Linked DNA regions of Homo sapiens: region 2 is linked to region 1. Evidence: read pairs that join two places in POLR2A ChIA-PET (ENCODE). Cell type or tissue: OCI-LY7. All regions are shown on one strand. Each heading gives the region's core, and the rest is flanking DNA. Links, peaks and the distances in the headings are about the cores only.

Region 1 (3,811 bases), core at 470-2,969:
TCCCGAGTAGCTGAGATTACAGGCATGTGCCACCATGCCCGGCTAATTTTTGTATTTTTAGTAGAGACAGGATATCACCACATTGGCCAGGCTGGTGTCGAACTCCTGACCTCGAGATCCGCCCACCTGGGCCTCCCCAAGTGCTAGGATTACAGGTGTGAGCCACTGCGCCTGGCCCAGATTTCCCATTCTTTTTAAAAACCAGAAGACCTGGCCACACTGGGTCCTCTTCCCCAGCCAGTACTGATCCTCTGGAGTTTCTGAGAGGGTTCATGCCACACCCACTCCATCACCTGCTGCCTTTCCCACCTACTCCAGTTAACTCACTCCATCACCACCTGACCTGTCAGTGTCTGGGCTCGTGATTCCTGTGTAAACAAAACCTTCTATTGGGAAGAAAGTTTTATGAAGGGAGCTGTATGAGGGGAGACATGGGTCCCTAGACACCCTAAAGGAGAGACTGAAGTGGACCCAAGCTATAAACCCTCCCCTGTCAGCCAGCTTCCAGCTGCCACCAGGCCTACTCCTACACACCTGACATCTTTGCCCACGGTCATCGATGCAATCACTTTCTTCACTGCCTCCTTCTTCTTCTCCTTCTTGTCACTGTTGAGCTCTGCCTTCAGCTCGAAGATCTCCCCTAAGGAAAGGAGGCAAGCATGAGTGATCCCTCCCTACCCTGGCAGGGGACAATTCCCAGTATCTAACTTCCAAAAGAACCGGAGGGAGGCACGTAAGACATCCTATGCTGTTGGCTGAGGGAAGCTTCAGGCGCCTGGCCTCAGGTGGGCCAGGCAACAGTGAGGGATGACTGTTAGGACAGGAATTAACAAGATGGAAACTTGTAGGCCGGGTGCAGTCGCTCACACCTGTAATCCCAGCACTTTAAGAGGCTGAGGATCAGCTGGGCACGGTGGCTCATGTCTGTAATCCCAGCGCTTTGGGAGGTCGAGGGAGGCAGATCACGAGGCCAGGAGATCAAGACCATCCTGGCCAACGTAGTGAAACCTCGTTTCTAATAAAATACAAAAAATCAGCGCGATTTTTTGGTGCAAGCCTGTAATCCCAGCTACTCGGGAGGCTGAGGCTGGAGGATTGTTTGAGGCCAGAGGTCGAGGCTGCCATGAGCCATGACACCACTACACTCCAGCCTGGGTGACACAAAGTGAGATCCTCTCTCCAAAAAAAAAAAAAAAGAAAAGAAAAAAAAAGAAACTTAGAGGCCACTCTGGATTGAAGCAACAGGAACCATGGAAGCTACAAAGGTTCTGAGGAAGACAAAAGCATCAAAAACATGATGGCAGGCTCTGCTCAGCCAGGGAGCTAAAAACCCAGTGGAAGGCAAAGCTGTCCTCAGCTACCCTCACTCAACAAAAGACCCTTAAAAGGCTCAGTGCAATAGAACCTGAGTACTTAAGGCTTGCGGGGTGAGAGCAGGATTTGTGGATTCCCACATGGAGGCCTTTCCTGTTTTCCTCAAACCTCTAAGACAGCTTGCTCAGGATTTCACTTCCTGAGACACAAGTGGTTGCTCAGCTCTGAAAATGGGAATTCAGCTGCTCCATGAGAGCTCAAGCATGAAATCAATTGTTCTGAAGAACTTCATGATGTGAGAAAAACAAATGAGGAAGTAGGGTTGTCTGGTCCTGCCATGGACAGATAGTCAGGACCCTGATAACAGGTTAGGAGGGCAGATGTCATTTCCTGACCCCTTCTCTCTCTTTTTTTGAGATGGAGTCTCGCTCTGTCACCCAGGCTGGAGTGCAGTGGCCCCATCTCAGCTCACTGCAACTTCTGCCTCCCGGGTTCCAGCAATTCTCCTGCCTCAGCATACCGGGTAGCAGGGACTACAGGCACGTGCCGTCATGCCTGGCTAATTTTTGTATTTTTAGTAGAGATGGGGTTTCACCATGTTGGCCAGGCTGGTCTTGAAATCCTGACTTCGTGGTCTGCCCTCCTCAGCCTCCCAAAGCCTTGGGATTACAGGCATGAGCCACTGCAGATGGTTTTTTGCTTTTTTTTTTTTTTTTTTTTTTTTGAGACGAAGTCTCACTCTGTCTCCCGGGCTGGAGTGCAACGGTGCGATCTCGGCTCACCACAACTTCCACATCCCGGGTTCAAGCAATTCTCCTGCCTCAACCTCCCAGATAGCTGGAACTACAGGCGGGCACCATCATACCCTCCTAATTTTTGTATTTTTAGTAGAGACGGGGTTTCACCACGTTGGCCTGGGTGGTCTTAAACTCCTGACCTCAGGTGATCCACCTGCCTTGGCCTCCCAAAGTGCTGGGATTACAGGCGTGATCCACCGTGCCCAGCCCCCCTGAGCCCTTCTCTAAGCCCAGTCCCATACTAACTTGTTCCCACACATTTTCTTATTTCATCCTCACAACTCTGCATTTCCCTCCATTTCGCAGTGAGCAAATGGAGGCTGTGAGAGGCTCAGTAACGTAAACCCAATGCCAGCAGGTGGTAGGACTGAAACTCAAAACCAGGTCTGCTAGCTCCAAAGCCCATGCTCTCAATCCCTATGCTTGGGCCTACCCAAGATACTCACTTTGCTTTCCTAAACCTGTTTCCTTGTCTCTTTGGCTGGAGCATTGAACCCAGGCATGTCTGTCCACACATCTCTCTTCCCAAAAGAAATCCACTAAAAAACCCCAACCCCAAAATAAAAAAATTAGCTCGGCATAGTGGCACGTGCCTGTAGTCCCAGCTACTTGGGAGAATTGCTTGAACCCAGGAGGCTGCAGTGAGCAGAGATCTTCCCATTGCACTCCAGCCTGGGTGACAGAGACTCTGTCTCAAAAAAAACAAACAAACAACAAAACCCACCCCTGGGACTCCAATACACTCAGCACTACGTTCACCCTGTGGCTCACTAAGCCCCACAAGACTGATCCCTGTGTACCTCTCCAATTGCTTTCTCTCTTTTTTCAATTAGTTGCCCAGGCTAGACTCGAACTCCTGGGCTCAAGCAAGTAATCCTCCCACCCAAGCCACCACCTGGGGCGCCACTGTGCCTGGCTCTAACCTCTTCTTGTATCACCCTCCTCGGTAGCTCATGCCCACTACCTTCCTTTCCCCAAATGTGTCACAGGCACAGCACTCACTCCTTCCCCTTCCTATCCCCCATCGATCTGGCCAGCTCCACCCAGAGCTCTCCCACAGTCCCCCCTGGACCCAGTACACTTCAGTGTGGTTACTACTCTACAGACTGTCTTCCCTGCTCAACCTTGAGCAACACCAGGTCAGAGGCTCTGTTTCTCTTCCACTGCACATGGTAGGTTCTCAGTAAAAACCAGCTAGACCAATACATGAAATGCCTGATAAGGGGCAGACTTCGGGTCCTGGATCAGCTGATCCAACAACAGACTCTTTTCATCTGGTCGGCAGGCATGTGTCAGTATCACTTGGAAGGAAGGAGGGAGGAAGGAAGGGCTGGCCAGAAAGATGCTTACAGGGTCAAAGCACATTTGTCAGCTACGACAACATCCTCCATTTCCTTAAAAGCAGAAACAACCAAAATATCCAACGATATAAGCCTAGCTTAGCAAATTTCAGTGTAGCTACTCAATAGACTCAATCCAAGGTGGGTGGATCACTTGAGGTCAGGAGTTTGAGACCAGCCTGGCCAACATGGTGAAACCCCATCTCTACTAAAAATACAAAAAACTGCCAGGTGCAGTGGCTCACACCTGTAATCCTAGCACTTTGGGAGGCTGAGGCTGGTGGATCACCTGAGGTTGGGAGTTTGAGACCAGCCTGACAAGTATGGAGAAACGCCATCTCTACCAAAAATACAAAATTA
Region 2 (3,811 bases), core at 871-3,370, 120 kb after region 1:
CAAAAATCAGCATCAGGGCTGGGCACAGTGGCTCATGCCTGTAATTCTAGCACTTTGGGAGGTCGAAATGGGTGCATCATCTGAAGTCAGGAGTTTGAGACCAGCCTGGCCAACATGGTGAAACCCTGTCTTTACTAAAAATACGAAAATTAGCTGGGTGTGGTGGCTCATGCATGCAATCGCTTGAACCCAGGAGGCAGAGGTTGCAATGAGCCAAGATCACGCCACCACACTCCAGCCTGGGCAACAGAGCGAGACTTTATCTTTAAAAAAAAAAGAAAAGAAAAGAAAAGAAAAAAATCAGCATCAGGCCAGGCTTGGTGGCTTACACCTTTAATCTTACCCTTTTGGGAGGCCAAGGCAGGTGGATCATTTGCAACCAGGAGTTTGAGACTAGCCCAGCATGGCAAAACCCTATCACTACTAAAAATACAAAAAATTAGCCAGGCATGGTGGTGCATGCCAATAGTCCCAGCTACTCAGGAGGCTGAAATGGGAGGATCATCTGAGCCAAGTCAAGTCAAGGCTGCAGTGAGCCAGGATTGTGCCACCACACCAGCCTGGGTGACAGGAGTGAGACCCTGTCTCAAAAAAAAAAAAAAAAAAAGACAAAAAACAAAACAATCAATCAGTATCATGATTATTAAAAATATTCCGGACCCACCGGGTGTGGTGGCTCACGCCTGTAATCCCAGCACTTTGGGAGGCTGAGGCAGGCGGATCATAAGATCAGGAGATCGAGACCATCCTGGCTAACACGGTGAAACCCTGTCTCTACTAAAAACACGAAATATTAGCCGGGCGTGGTGGCAAGCGCCTGTAGTCCCAGCTACTCGGGAGGCTGAGGCAGGAGAATGGCGTGAACCCGGGAGGCGGAGCTTGCAGTGAGCCGAGATCACGCCACTGCACTCCAGCCTGGGCGACAGAGCAAGACTCCATCTCCAAAAAAAAAAAAAAAAAAAAAAAAAAAAAAAAATATATATATATATATATATATATATATATCCTGGACCCAATGTCTAATAGGGCCCCTGCATATGTCAAGTTTGTTACAGATAAAAGCTGCTTTCAGTTTGCATAAACAGGTCTGATCAAGTGAGAACACTTCCCCTTCTCTTCCCGTTTACTCCTTCCTCCTTCTCATCTCTCAGCTTGGTTTTGAGGAAGGACACTGACAAACTGTAGTTTCTTCACCTGAAGGCAGCTAAGCAGCAAGAAATTCAGGTTCCAAAGAATAAAATCCATTTGCAGAAATGAACTGCTGGGACTACAGAAAGGAAAACTGGGCCAAAAGGTTAAAAGAATGTGACTGGAAGTGAGTTGCTCCCATACAACATGCCCAGAAATCAAACTGGTAATGTAAAGACCCCTGATAGGGAGAGAGACCTGCTTTTTACCAAGTGCAGAGCTCAAAACTCAAAAAGGTCAGAGAGACTTCTGAGGTTCTTTATGCAGCCTGAAATCACGGCTTGCAATTCTCCCACATTCACCCTTGCAATTTGCCCTTCTCCCAGATCCTACAGTTTTCTAAGCTCATCAGATTTCTTTTTAAAGAGAGACTTAGGCTGGGAGCGGTGGCTCACGCCTGTAATCCCAGCACTTTGGGAGGCCGAGGCGGGAGGACCACCTGAGGTCAGGAGTTCGAGAACAGCCTGGCCAACATGGCAAAACCCCGTCTCTACTAAAAATACAAAAATTAGCTGGATGTGGAGGTGGGCGCCTGCAATCCCAGCTACTCAGAAGGCTGAGGCAGGAGAATTGCTTGAACCCGGGAGGTGGAGGTTGCAGTGAGCTGAGATTGCGCCACTGCACTCCAGCCTGGGTGACAGGGCAAGACTCCGTCTCAAAAAAAAAAAAGAAACAGACTTACAGTGAGCTACATGGGAAAAAGCAGTTACCGAAAGACCACATGTGCCAAAGCCCTGTCCTCCCAAACTCACTTAAACTCCAAACATTTGGTGATCTCCTTCTGTAGGTGCATCACCTCATACAACAGGTTCTGGAGCTGCAGATGATAGGCATCTACTTTCTGCTTAGCCTGAAAGGAAAATACGATCAGAAGTGAGCAGGGCAAGTCAGGATGGAGCAGAGGAGAGGGTCAGCAAACTAAGAGAAGGTGTAAAGGGAATAAAGAAGGGGATGGGGCTGGGTGCAGTGGCTCACGCCTGTAATCCCAGCACTTTGGGAGGCCGAGGCGAGTGGATCACCTGAGCTCAGGAGTTCAAGACAAGCCTGGCCAACAAGGTGAAACCCCATCTCTACTAAAAAATACAAAAATTAGCCAGGCATGGTGGTGGGAGGTGCCTGTAATCCCAGCTACTTAGGAGGCTGAGGCAGGAGAATCGCTTGAAGCTGGGAGGCAGAGGATGTGGTGAGCTGAGATCGTGCCACTGCACTCTAGCCTGGGGGACAGAACGAGACTCTGTCTCAAAAAAAAAAAAAAAAAAAAAAAAAGAAGGGGATGGGGAGGAGGAAGGAGGAAGGTTAAAATTAAACCTTTTAACTACTACCTCGTGGGTCTGATCTCTTCCTTTCTTCAACCTGATGTGGGCTAATCGGTTAAGCTTCTTTAGAGTCATGAAATGCACACAGCTCTGGATCCTCCGTTCTTCTATTTCTATTGCCTGTGGGCAAAGAAAACAGTAAAGCCCACTGACGACAGGGCTAGCTCAGCTTCCTTCAGTCCTTCACCACTGACCCATCCTCATCTGGGGCCAAAAACGGCACCGGAGGGAGCTCAGAACCATGAGAAGGGTCATGAAGAAAATAAGAGGATGATTGTATAAGGAAAATGATTAAGAATCTCGGGCAAAAAAAAGTAATTTCTGCTTGGACTAGAGTAACAGGAATTGAAGATGGAATAAGGGCAGCAAAGGCACAATCTATCTCTACAGATCCTACACAGAGATCCCAGCAATAGTAACATCTTGTCATAAAATTTGACCTCTATAAATAACATTACAGGATAACTTAAATGGAAAATAACAGAATTATAGCCATAAAGCTTGGCTAGAATAGATTGAATGCAATAATTCTAACAAAACTTGTCAGCATAAGCACAAATACGTGAGATTCCTGGGGGAAAAAATGGATTTTAAAAAACTTATCTATCGAGTTTTTAGTCACATTGTTTAATTTCTCTGCCCCTAAAACCTCATTTATTCATTTACTATTAATGATAATTTCATTTTTGGTATCTACAATTTACTTGTACACATCCATCTTTGTATCAAGCAAATGTATAAGTACCATCATTTCTCAACACCTAGCAAAATGCCTGGCACTTAATAAATATTAATTGGATGAATGATCAAATTAGTAGGGAAAAAATTAATTATCCTGTACTTTCATTCCTGTAATTGGTGACTGAATGGTGATAAGAAGTTCCAATAAATTCACAGGTTTTGGGAGCCCTCAGGCTCCAATCACCTGATCATGGCTAGGACAGAAGATCAAGATCAGGAAGGGCCCTGGTAGGTGCAAAAACAGCCTCATCTATGTAAACCCACCAGGTTCACGGCCACCTGGTCCCACTCCTTACCACATCCTTGCCACCCCTGCTCTTCAGGTCTTGGATCTCAGCCATCAGCCTCTGTAGCTCCTGGCAGGTGTACTTGTATAACTCATAGTCTCTGCCAGGGTCCCGCAGATCCACCTCGGCCTCCTCACTGTAGTATTTACCTTCCTGTAGAGGTAAGGATAAAGGCTCTGTGTGCATGGGGTAAAAGTCTCCCTGCTGGGATCAGGGACACTTGGCTGACATCTCCTTTTAGATAAAAACAGTAACAATGAAGCCTCAGTCAGGTCTCTA

Evidence for each region. Peaks named below come from ENCODE experiments on the same cell type or tissue, not always from the same donor. Only the 100,000 strongest peaks of a DNase experiment are listed, where the experiment ranks them.
Region 2: POLR2A ChIA-PET joins it to region 1 with 6 read pairs; 5 of 35 experiments call an interaction of 5 or more read pairs at or near these places.

Annotation. Positions count from the first base shown.
Region 1 is chr22:29,418,621-29,422,431 of GRCh38, forward strand. It overlaps a transcript of RFPL1 not described here. Among named protein-coding and RNA genes, the nearest start is that of RFPL1, 18 kb to the right of the region's middle. In OCI-LY7, for the core only: no CTCF peak of the experiment used is centred there; a DNase peak (open chromatin) is centred at 1,621; H3K4me3 peaks cover 351 bases; H3K27ac peaks cover 1,641 bases.
Region 2 is chr22:29,540,919-29,544,729 of GRCh38, forward strand. It overlaps THOC5 (THO complex subunit 5), which reads right to left. Exons shown (of 20, transcript NM_003678.5): 3 at 3,542-3,685; 4 at 2,511-2,624; 5 at 1,941-2,038. Among named protein-coding and RNA genes, the nearest start is that of THOC5, 11 kb to the right of the region's middle. In OCI-LY7, for the core only: no CTCF peak of the experiment used is centred there; no DNase peak of the experiment used is centred there.